3 separate regions of the Homo sapiens genome follow, and all the other regions are linked to region 2. Evidence: read pairs that join two places in POLR2A ChIA-PET (ENCODE). Cell type or tissue: GM12878. All regions are shown on one strand. Region 1 has its middle 22 kb from the start of ZNF710. Region 2 overlaps IDH2 (isocitrate dehydrogenase (NADP(+)) 2). Region 3 has its middle 17 kb from the start of SEMA4B.

Evidence for each region. Peaks named below come from ENCODE experiments on the same cell type or tissue, not always from the same donor. Only the 100,000 strongest peaks of a DNase experiment are listed, where the experiment ranks them.
Region 1: POLR2A ChIA-PET joins it to region 2 with 6 read pairs; 3 of 35 experiments call an interaction of 5 or more read pairs at or near these places.
Region 3: POLR2A ChIA-PET joins it to region 2 with 5 read pairs; 9 of 35 experiments call an interaction of 5 or more read pairs at or near these places.

The regions. Positions count from the first base shown.
Region 1 is chr15:89,977,114-89,981,113 of GRCh38, forward strand. No RefSeq gene overlaps it. Among named protein-coding and RNA genes, the nearest start is that of ZNF710, 22 kb to the right of the region's middle. In GM12878, no CTCF peak of the experiment used is centred here; no DNase peak of the experiment used is centred here.
Region 2 is chr15:90,092,551-90,096,550 of GRCh38, forward strand. The region is part of intron 1 of IDH2 (isocitrate dehydrogenase (NADP(+)) 2); the gene reads right to left. Among named protein-coding and RNA genes, the nearest start is that of IDH2-DT, 7.6 kb to the right of the region's middle. RefSeq lists an enhancer at 2,876-3,400. In GM12878, no CTCF peak of the experiment used is centred here; no DNase peak of the experiment used is centred here; H3K4me3 peaks cover 170 bases; H3K27ac peaks cover 1,507 bases.
Region 3 is chr15:90,182,694-90,186,693 of GRCh38, forward strand. It overlaps a transcript of SEMA4B not described here. Among named protein-coding and RNA genes, the nearest start is that of SEMA4B, 17 kb to the right of the region's middle. RefSeq lists enhancers at 1,537-2,270, 1,881-1,960 and silencers at 2,141-2,540, 2,551-2,640. In GM12878, no CTCF peak of the experiment used is centred here; a DNase peak (open chromatin) is centred at 1,668; H3K4me3 peaks cover 2,521 bases; H3K27ac peaks cover 1,873 bases.

The DNA.
Region 1 (4,000 bases), 120 kb before region 2:
GAAGGATGGAAGCAAAGAAAAAGAAAGAGAGGAAAAAACCCCACTTGGGGTAAGCAAATTCACATACAAACACGTGGTTACATACAGATACGCCAAATAGCTTACAGACAGGTTATGGTCCAAAAATTCATTTGTAAATCAGTTTAGAACTTAGCACCTTTTTTACCCATGTGGAGAAAAGGGTGGTGGAATTTTCAATTGTCAAATTCCCAGTCTAAGAGATTTTTATTTAATGTGTAATATAGTGGAAATGCTGAATTTTTGAAATGAAAAAACAGAAAGCAAGTCTTACAACCATGGATGATAAATAAGAAAGATTTGGGGCTCTGCCTCTGCCTCTGCCCTCTGCCTCTGCCTCTCCCCATGGTCTCCCTCTCCCCATGGTCTCCCTCTCCCTCTCTTTCCACGGTCTCCCTCTCATGCCGAGCTGAAGCTGGACTATACTGCTGCCATCTCGGCTCACTGCAACCTCCCTGCCTGATTCTCCTGCCTCAGCCTGACTGGTTTTCGTATTTTTTTGGTGGAGATGGGGTTTCGCTGTGTTGGCCGGGCTGGTCTCCAGCTCCTAACCGCGAGTGATCCGCCAGCCTCGGCCTCCCGAGGTACCGGGATTGCAGACCGAGTCTGGTTCACTCAGTGCTCAATGGCGCCCAGGCTGGAGTGCAGTGGCGTGATCTCGGCTCGCTACAACCTCCACCTCCCAGCCGCCTGCCTTGGCCTCCCAAAGTGCCGAGATTGCAGCCTCTGCCCGGCCGCCACCCCGTCTGGGAAGTGAGGAGCGTCTCTGCCTGGCCGCCATCCCATCTGGGAAGTGAGGAGCGCCTCTTCCCGGCCGCCATCACATCTAGGAAGTGAGGAGCGTCTCTGCCCGGCCGCCGATCGTCTGGGATGTGAGGAGCGCCTCTGCCCGGCCGCCACCCCGTCTGGGAGGTGAGGAGCGTCTCTGCCCAGCCACCCCGTCTGAGAAGTGAGGAGCCTCTCCGCCCGGCAGCCACCCCGTCCGGGAGGGAGGTGGGGGTGGTCAGCCCCCCGCCCGGCCAGCCGCCCCATCCGGGAGGTGAGGGGCGCCTCTGCCCGGCCGCCCCTACTGGGAAGTGAGGAGCCCCTCTGCCTGGCCACCACCCCGTCTGGGAGGTGTGCCCAACAGCTCATTGAGAAGGGGCCAGGATGACAATGGCGGTTTTGTGGAATAGAAAGGGGGGAAAGGTGGGGAAAAGATTGAGAAATCGGATGGTTGCCGTGTCTGTGTAGAAAGAAGTAGACATGGGAGACTTTTCATTTTGTTCTGTACTAAGAAAAATTCTTCTGCCTTGGGATCCTGTTGATCTGTGACCTTACCCCCAACCCTGTGCTCTCTGAAACATGTGCTGTGTCCACTCAGAGTTAAATGGATTAAGGGCGGTGCAAGATGTGCTTTGTTAAACAGAAAAAAAAAAAAAAAAAAAAAAAAAGAAAGATTTGGGATCCGAAACCCTGTCATCATTTGTTATGAGTGCTGATGCTAGAGAAAAGCACGTTTAATTAATGAGAATGAGCTGGCAGATGGAGGCTCCAGAGGGGATCTGAAGGGGGCTTCTGAGCATGTCCAAGGGCTCAGGGGGTTGACACGGGTCTCTTTGTAATGCTTAATTTTCCTTCATGTGATATGGTTTTCCTTTTTTTTTTATATATATATAATATGGGTGTATCTAGGAGAATACACCTCTCCTATTTTCTTTTTACAGGTGTACAAAGAAAATGTGAATCTTTGCAACCCCACCATGTTTCCAGCCATTTTTTTTTTTACTCACAAGTGGACTCCACAGGAGGGAGGGGAGAGCAGGAGGTTGTCTCACAGCACCTGGGCAAGAGGTGGCAAAAGGAAGGCAGGTGAGGCGCTGAGAAGAAGGAGAAAAGCATGAAGTGAACTTGAGGAGCTGGGTCTGCAGAGGAATGACCTGCACCTGCTGCAAGATGTCCCCGCCTTCTTTATCACTGTGATGAGATGTATTCAAACTCACGTTTCCCAGCTGGGTGCAGTGACTCATGCCTGTAATGCCAGCACTTTGGGAGGCGAGGCGGGGGATCACCTGAAGTCAGGAATTCAAGACCAGCCTGGCCAACATGGTGAAACCCCATCTCTACTAAAAATACAAAAAAAAAAAAAAAAAAAAAAAAAAAGGCCAGCGCAGTGGCTTACGCCTGTAATCCCAGCACTTTGAGAGGCTGAGGCGGGTGGATCACCTGAGGTCAGCAGTTCGAGACCAGCCTGGCTAACATGGTGAAATCCCGTCTTTACTAAACATACAAAAAATTAGCCAGGCGTGGTAGTGGTCGCCTGTAATCCCAGCTACTCGGGAGGCTGAGGCAGGAGAATCGCTTGAACCTGGGAGGCGGAGGTTGCAGTGAGCTGAGATCGTGCCATTGCACTCCAGCTGGGTGACAAAAGCAAAACTTTGTCTCAAAATAAATAAATAAATAAATAAATTAGCTGGGCGTGGTGGCCCATGGCTGTAATCCTAGCTACTCTGGAGGCTGAGGCAGGAGAATCACTTGAACCCAGGAGGCAGAGGTTGCTGTGGGCCAAGATCAAGCCACTGCACTCCAGACTGGGCAACAGAGCAAGACTCCGTCTCAAACAAAAGCAACAACAACAAAAAACTCATGCTTCCCAATACTCAGCATTTCCTCTCTCAGACTATCTAGAAGTATGGGGGCAGCCACCAAGCTATCCCTAGGAATAGCTGCCCCCTCCTCCACATTGGTCACTAAGGACAATTCTCTGACATACCTGTATGCAGTTTCCACTCCCATGAAGCAAGTAGATTTTTTTTTTTTTTTTGAGACGGAGTCTCACTCTGTGGTCCAGGCTGGAGTGGCAATCTCGGCTCATTGAAACCTCCACCTCCCAGGTTCAAGTGATTCTCCTGCCTCAGCCTCCCAAGTAGCTAGCACCACCAGGCCTGACTAATTTTTGTATCTTTAGTAGAGACGGGGTTTCAATATGTTGGCCAGGCTGGTCTGAAACCCATGACCTCAGGTGATCCACCCGCCTCAGCCTCCCAAAGTGCTAGGATTACAGGCGTGAGCCACCATGCCCAGCTGAAGCAAGCAGATTGTATATCTGCCTCCTTCTCCTTTCCCTTGTGCTTCTTCTCCCACCCACAATAAGGCCACATTTCTTTGCCTAAATCACAAATCTTTTTTGTTGTTGTTTTGTTTTTTGAGACAGAGTCTCAATCTGTTGCCCAAGCTAGAGTACAGTGGCATGATCTCAGCTCACTGCAACCTCTGCCTCCCAGGTTCAAGTGATTCTCCTGCCTCAGCCTCCCAAGTAGCTGGGACTACAGGCATGTGCCACCACACGTGGCTAGTTTTTGTATTTTTAGTAGAGACAAGGTTTCACCATGTTCAGGCTGGTCTCGAACTCCTGACCTCAAGTGATCCACCCACCTCAGCCTTCCAAAGTGCTGGGATTACAGGCATGAGGCAACGCGCCTGGCCTGTACTTTCATTTCTCTATGTTTTTGTTTAGATTATTCTTCCATCCTTCCCTTTTCCAGCAAATGAAACAGCTTTTCCCAGGAGCTCCATCTATATGGTTATTGCATTAATTTTATGGGTGTTTTTTTGTTTTTGTTTTTTTGAGACAGGATCTTGCTCTGTAGCCCAAGCTGGAGTACAGTGGCTTGATCTTGGCTCACTGCAACCTCCGCCTCCCAGACTCAAGCGATTCTCCTGCCTCAGCCTCGTGAGTAGCTGGGATTACAGGTGCCGACCACCATGTCCAGCTAACTTTTGTATTTTTAGTATAGACAGGGTTTCATCATTGATATGGTTAAACTTTGTGTCCCAACTCAAATCTCATCTTGAATTGTAGTTCCCATAATCCCCATGTGTCATGGGAGGGACCCATTAAGAGGTAATTTCATCATGGGGGCGGTTTCCCTCATGCTTTTCTTGTGACAGTGAGTGAATTCTCATGAGATCTAATGGCTTTATAAGGGGCTTTTCTCCCTTT
Region 2 (4,000 bases):
GCATGCCACCACACCCAGCTATTTTTAATTTTTTTTTTTTCTGAGACGAAGTTTCGCTATTGTCCCCCAGGGTGGGAGTGCAGTGGCATGATCTCAGCCCACTGCAACCTCCGCCTCCCGAGTTCAAGTGATTCTCGGGCCTCAGCCTCCCAAGTAGCGGGGATTTCAGGTGTGCACCACAACACCTGGCTAATTTTTTGTATTTTTAGTAGAGACAGGGTTTCACCATGTTGGCCAGGCTGGTCTCAAACTCCTGACCTCAAGTGATCCACCTGCCTTGACCCCCGCAAAGTGCTGGGATTACAGGCGTGAGCCACCGTGCCAGCCTAATTTTAAAATTTTTTTGTAGAGATGGAGTCTTGCCCTGTTGCCCAGGCTGGCTGGACTCCCCACCCCACCCCCACTTTAATCTGGCTAGGTAGAACTACCCAAAAACATGCCCAGCCCACCAGTGGCCAAGAGGGTGGGGGCCAGTCTGGCCTGTCAGACCCTCTCCCCCTGGAATATGAAGGCAGAGGAGATCAACACAAAGAACACTGGCTAGCTGCGGCTGCCTCATCCAGCACCAAATCAGTAAGAGGTTGTCCAGGGGCTCCTGCCATCCAGTTCCTAAGGAGGGCCTGGGTCCTCTTTTATGTATTTACTTATTGTTTAGAGTCAGGGTCTCTTTATCTCTCTCTGTTGCCCAAGCCAGGCTCAGACTCCGGGGCTCAAGCAATCCTTGCACCTCAGCCTCCTTAGTAGCTGGGGCTACAGGCCCATGCCAAGATATTACTTTTGTCCAAGACTTAGTTCTTTATAGTTTTCCCTGCAATTCTATGAGCTACGCTGTGTAGCTCATAATAAAATCCTCTCCAAGTTAACCAGTCACTAACTTTGTCTGTTGCGTGCAACCCAAGAGCCCTCAACTAACTTGTGGTGATAAAGGAAATAGTATAGATAGGTATTGAGTGCCTACTATGTGCCTTACAGTGTACCAATGCTGTACAATGTGATTCCATTTAATCCCAAAAACAACCCCAAGGAGGTATCATTACCTCCATTTTATTTAATTAATTAATTTATTTATTTATTTATTTATTTTTTGAGACAGAGTCTTTGGTCTGTCACCCAGGCTGGAATGCAATGGCGTGATCTCGGCTCACTGCAACCTCTGCCTCCCGGGTTCAAGCGATTCTGCTGTCTCAGCTTCCTGAGTAGCTGGGATTACAGGCACACGCCACCAGGCCCGGCTAATTTTTGTATTTTTAGTAGAGACGGGGTTTTGCCATGTTGGCCAGGCTGGTCTCGAACTCCTAGCCTCAGGTGATCCACCCACTTTGGCCTCCCAAAGTGCTGGGATTACAGGCGTGAGCCACCACGCCTGGCCATTATCTCCATTTTAAGTGTGGGAAACTGAGGCTCAGAGAGGTTAACAGCTTACTGCCCAAGGTTACAGAGCTTGAAAACAGCAGAGTCACGAGGACTCTGACCCTATTCAACAGGAAGGACAGGCTTACAGCACCTGCGAATGGAACTCAGAACCCTTGATCCCAGCCGACGCAGGTGGGTCAGTCCTACCAGAGAAGCATCAAAGGACTCAATGAGGGGCTGATCAGAGGTCCAGGGAGACCAGTGGAGGGTAGGGGGCAGGGGACGCTACTGAAGGAGAGTCTGACTCGCAGGAATACCCAACAGTCTGGGAAGTGAATTTCAAAGAAAACTCAGGAACTGGCCACCTAACAATGAATCAGTACAGCTGCCTTGGACAAGGCTTGTTGAACCTCAGCCTGCAGCAGATAGGGGCACCGGGGCACCAGCCTGCTCCTCTGCCCACAGCCTGGGAAGAAGCAGCAAATGCAGAGCAGGGAACAAGATCTAATAAAACTTCAGTCACAGGGAAATCTCACCAGCTCAGCTGAGAGCTGTGCCCTTTCCTCAAAGCAGCACTCCTCAGCCTCACTTACAGCCCAATTACTCTTGTGTTACACACAGTCCTTAGAGAGGTGGTGATGTGTCTTCAGCTCCACTCTAGATTAGACACAGCAAATCAGGTGAAGGGAAGAGAATGATTATTTGAAAACACTGGGTTGGGGCTGGGTGTAATGGCTCATGCCTGTAATCCTAGCACTTTGGGAGGCTGAGGCAGGTGGATCACTCAAGGTAAGGAGTTCAAGACCAGCCTGGCCAACATGGTGAAACCCCATCTCTACTAAAAATAGAAAAATTAGGCATGGTGGCACGTGCCTATAATCCCAGCTACCGAGGAGGCTGAGGCAGGAGAATCGCTTGAACCCGGGAGGTGGAGGTTGCAGTAAGCCAAGATCACGGCACTGCACTCCAGCCTGGGCAACAGAACGAGACTCCATCTCAAAAAAACAAACAAACAAACAAAAAAAACTGGGTGGGAAGAACTGACAAGGGACAGAATACCTGTGAAAAGCAGGCCTAGAAACCACCTCGGCACATTTAAAACAAAAGTGATTAAAGCCTAACAGACCTCAAACAACTGACTTTCCAAAGATATGCAAAGAGTTTGTTTTTTTTTTTTAATCTAAAAATAATCTTAGAGATCATTTAGGGGGAATAATGAGACTCAGAGAGTGTGGTCTGCATCAGAGGCAAGATAGAGCCCAGGTCCCTGACCCAAATGCAGCCTCTGGAAGACCCGTGGGTCAGATGTAGAGAAGCAGAACACAAACACAGCCTTGGACTATTCCATTCCCTAGAGAACAAAAGGTGGCTGGCTGCTGGCTCTACTGCCTTTCCCAAGACGCGATGGGGATTTTGAACCCAATCTACAATATTCCTTCACTTTTTTCTGAAGCTTGAGTGGAAAGAGCTGCAGAACCTGCGGAAAGTCTGTTGAGCTGTTGCAGAGCTAGTTTAGTTCTGGGGAGCATCTCCTATGAGTTAATTTGAGGACAGCTAATCAAATTTGTTAAAAAAAAAAAAAAATGAACTATCATAATCAGGAGCCCTAAGGAGAGACTCACTTGGGGCCAGTTCTTCAGGTTTCAGCCTCAGCCTGGGCTCCACGGTTGGGCTTCAGGCAGGCATGGCTAGGAGAGTTCAAGGTCAAGATCAAAGACCTGATGTGTCAAACCCTCAGAGACCACAGGACCTGATTATTTACTCACCGGCAGGTGCTAACTAAGCACTTATCCAGTACCCCACTGGGATACTGAAATGCCTAAAACACAACAGTGCCTGCCCGGAGGCAGTGAATGTGGAAGGGGAAACCTACAGGTAACAGAGAGAGAGCAAGCAGGGCTGTCACCAAAGTCAGGAGTGCCCAGGCCTCCCTGGAAGCAAACATCCCAGGGGAACTGAGAACAGCAACATGAGCCAAGGCCAGCAGAGACTTGTTCTGCTTGTTCCAGGTACTGGTTTTTTAAAAAAATCTTAATTGGTGACCAAGTTTTAAAAATCAGTAAATCTCAACAATAAAACAAATAACTCAACGTTAAAATGGACAGAAGACTGGCTGGGCACCGTGGCTCATGCCTGTAATCCCAGCACTTTGGAAGGCTGAAGAGGGCAGATCACTTGAGGTCAGGAGTTCGAGACCAGCCTGGCCACAATGGTGAAACTCTGTGTCTACTAAAAATAGAAAAAAAATTAGCCTGGTGTGGTGACACACACCTGTAGTCCCAGCTATTTGGGAGGCTGAGGCAGGAGAATTGCTTGAACCCAGGAGGTGGAGGTTGCAGTGAGCAGAGATCATGCCACTGCACTCCAGCCTGGGTAACAGGAAGACTCCATCTCAAAATAAATAAATAAATATAATGGACAAAAGACTTAAATAGACATTTCAAGTCCAAAGATGATATACAAATGGCCAACAAGCACATGAAAAGATGCTCAACATCACTAATCATCAGGGAAATGCAAATCAAAACCATAATGAGATATCACCCCACTATCCCCTCACAACCACTAAGAGAGCTACTATCAGGAAAAGAAAAACAAAACAGAAAATAAAGTGCTAGCAAGGATGTGGAGAAATTGGAACTCTTGT
Region 3 (4,000 bases), 90 kb after region 2:
CAGCTCACTGCAACCTCTGCTTCCCGGGTTCAAGCGATTCTCCTGCTTCAGCCTCCTGAGTAGCTGGGATTACAGGTGCCCACCACCATGCCCTGCTAATTTTTGTATTTTAAGTAGAGACGGGGCTTCACCCCATCTCTACTGAATACCCCATGTATTTTCAGTAGAGACGGGGTTGGTCAGGTTGATCTTGAACTCCTGACCTTGTGATCCGCCCACCTCAGCCTCCTAAAGAGTTGGGATTACAGGCGTGAGCCACTGCACCCGGCAAGAATTTTTAATGTTATAGAAAAATGCGATATAGGCCGGGTGCTGTGGCTCACACCTGTAATCCCAGCACTTTGGGAGGCAAGGCAGGCAGATCACTTGAGGTCAGAAGTTCGAGACCAGCCTGGCCAACGTGGTGAAACCCCGTCTCTATTAAAAATACAAAAATTATCTGGGTGTGGTGGTGGGTGCCTGTAATCCCACCTACTTGGGAGACTGAGGCAGGAGAATCGCTTGAATCTGGGAGGTGGAGGTTACAGTGAGCCGAAATCGCACCGCTGCACTCCAGCCCGTGCAACAAGAGAGAGACTCCATCTCAAAAACAAGAAAAGAAAAACATAATAGAATGCTGTCCTAAGTAAAAGTTAGAAAACAGTATGTATTGAATAATCTTTTTTCTAAAAGATGTAAGTGTATAATTATGCATAGGAAACACACAGGAAGATATTCACCAAAATATTAACACCAGTATACCTAAGATTTGTGCAGTTTACTACATGCAAATTAATCTTAATTTTTAAAAAGTTTTAAAAAATATTAACGCTGACGGCCGGGTGTGGTGGCTCACGCCTGTAATCCCAGCACTTTGGGGGGCCAAGGCGGGTGGGTCACGAGGTCAGGAGTTCGAGACCAGCCTGTCCAATATTGTGAAACCCTGTCTCTACTAAAAATACAAAAATTAGTCAGGTGCAGTGGCGGACACCTGTAATCCCAGCTACTTGGGAGGCTGAGGCAGGAGAATTGCTTGAACCCGGGAGGCAGAGGTTGCAGTGAGCTGAGATCGAGCCACTGCACTCCAGCCTGGGTGACAGAGCAAGACTCCGTCTCGGAAAAAAAAAAATTAACAAGGTTGATGCCAATGTGTAGGTAAAATGAAATTATGAGTGATATTATTTTTAATTGTGTTTTTCTGTTGTCTAACTTTCTTGTACTAAATATGTGTTTACTTTTATAGAGAGGTAACAAAAGTAACCACTTTTTTCTTTTTCTGGAGGAGCTAGGCAGCAATTCCCGGAGAGGAGAGGCTGCAGAAGGACAATGTACACTTAGGCCAGGCCTGCCCGGCCCTGGAACGGGCTGCCACTTGGCCTCTGGTTTCTGCAGTCCCTTGACCCGTCAGTTCAGGCCAGCTCAGCCACTTACAAGTCCAGAACTGGTTGTTTCAGTAACCGCCCTGAAAGCTGCCGTTGCTTTCCTGGAAGATAGCACCGGGACGCAAGAGTGGAGAGGGAGGAGCCAAGGTCACCTCATAAATGCGGGATATTTATAACCCTATCTTTCACCCCTCCTGCAGATCTCCGTTTCGTTTTACTCTCTGAGCACGCCCGCCCACTGCATGTTAAGGGAGCAGTGAGCAGCATTTATCTCGGGTGGAGACGTGGGTGGTTTCACAGAGTGTGGATCTGCCCTCCTCTCTCTCACTTGCCTCCTTCTGTAAACAATATTACCATTCTTGAGAGCTGACCATGTGCCAGGTGTGTGCCTCCACCATTGCATTTCCCATCACAGCCTTGTGAGATCTCTAGTGTTCTGATGCCCACTTTACAGATGAAAAACTCCAGGCTCAGAGAGGTTAAGGAACTCGTCCTACGTAACACAGCCAGTTAGGTAAGAGTGGATCTAGGATTTCAACCCGGGCCAGCCCAGACTCCAGCTAGTGAGGCCGCCCCCTGTGGCCCAGGTCCAGCGAGGCCGAGTCTCCCAAGGTGAAGGACCGCACAGTCCCTTGGGCTCCACGGCTAACTTGGGCCGACCAGCGGTCGTGGGGAGGCGGACCCGACAGGCCAGGGTGGTCGTGGCATCGAGTCCATCGTTGGTGCAAATGGCCGGGGGCCGGTGGCGGTGGTGGGGCGGGGGGCACGGCCCGCATCAGGCAAATCCCGGAGGCGCCCTCTGGACAATTCCCGTAAACACGGGCAGAGCGGGGCGGGGCTGGGCGGGGCTTGGCGGGGGCCCAGCATTTCCGGGGACGCCGCGCCGGACTGAGGCTGTGCGCCCGAGACTCCGGGTCCCCAGGGGCTGCGCCGGGCCGGCCTGGCAAGGGGGACGAGTCAGTGGACACTCCAGGAAGAGCGGCCCCGCGGGGGGCGATGACCGTGCGCTGACCCTGACTCACTCCAGGTAGGCGCGGGGGGTGCCTGGCGAGGTGGGAGCCGCTGCCCGGGAGGTGGCGGACCAGGCGAAAACCGCCGCGCAGCCGCTGCCCCCACCCTTGCACCCGCACCTCCCGCCCGGCCCCTCTCCCCAGAAGGCGCCACCTGCACGCTCTGATGGGCACTGGGGCCCGCCGCCCGGGGAGCCTGTTGCCATGGCAGCGCAGGAGGCTGGGCCCGCGTTCCCATGGCCACCGGGGGCCTTTGAGCAGCGTTCACATCGCGCCAGTGCACCACCCCTACTCCTAAACCCGGGACCTGGTCCTGGGGGGAAGTCATTTGGAATTCGGAAAAGGCCTGGGCCCCTGCGGAATGGTCGTGGATATGACCTCCGAGTTAGGCCCTTTGTCATGGCTTCTTTCTTCTCACTGAGCACCAAGGTGCTAGAAGGAGAAGGCTAGAAGGAGAAGGAAGTTGAGGTTCTGGGCATGAAGCTGCAGTTGCGGCTACTCGGGAGTTATTCTGGTCTAGCAGAAAGGCGAAGGAGCCCTGGGTCATCTCGGGAAGGTCATCAAATCTCTGCCCACATTTCCTCACCTGTAATATGGGTATGTTATTTGAGTTAAACACAGGATTCCTCTAAAGGTTGAAATGCCTTAAAATTTTGTGCGGGAAGCATACAAACTTTTAAAAAGTTTTTTTCCCCATAATGCCTTAGAACTGGAAAAGATGTAGAAATCACCTTGGCCCATCCCCCCTCATTTTCATAAGGAAAACTGAAGCCAGAGAGATTAAATCGCTTCCCAAGATGACAGTGAGTTAGTGGGAAGGTCAGGATTTGAACTCAGGCCATGGCCGTTTCTTTTGGTGATTTTTTTTTTTTTTTTTTTTTTTTTTTGAGACGGAGTCTTGCTCTATCCTCCAGGCTACAGTGCAGTAGCGCGATCTTGGCTCACCGCAACCTCCACCTCCCTGGCTCAAGTGACTCTTCTGCCTCAGCCTCCTGAGTAGCTGGGACTACAGGCGTGTGCCACCATGCCAAGCTAATTTTTGTATTTTTAGTAGAGACAGGGTTTCACCATGTTGGCTAGGCTGGTCTCCAACTCCTGAGCTCAAGTGATCCGCCCACTTTGGCCTCCCAATGTGCCTGGTTTATAGGCTTGAGCCACCACGCCTGGCCTTTTTGGAGATTATACCTTCTGAAGCTCAGGAAAATCTAGGATATGTCTCCTTGCACCTGGGGCTCAAACTGTTGGTGACAGGTAATCTCCATATGGGGACATTGGCCAGGCATGGTGGCTCACGCCTGTAATCCCAGCACTTTGGGAGGTCGAGGCAGGCGGATCACCTGAGCTCAGGAGTTTGAAACCAGCCTGGTCAATGTGGTGAAACCTCGTCTCTAGTAAAAACACAAAATTAGCTGGGCATGGTGGCGCATGCCTGTAATCGCAGCGACTTGGGAGGCTGAGGCAGGAGAATCGCTTGAATCTGGGAGGCGGAGGTTCCCTGAGCCAGCCGAGATTGTGATTGCATTCCAGCCTGGACAACAAGAGTGAAACTCCATCTCAAAAAGCAAACAAAAAATAAAATAATAAAAATAAAGGCCAGGCACGGTGGCTCACGCCTGTAATCCCAGCACT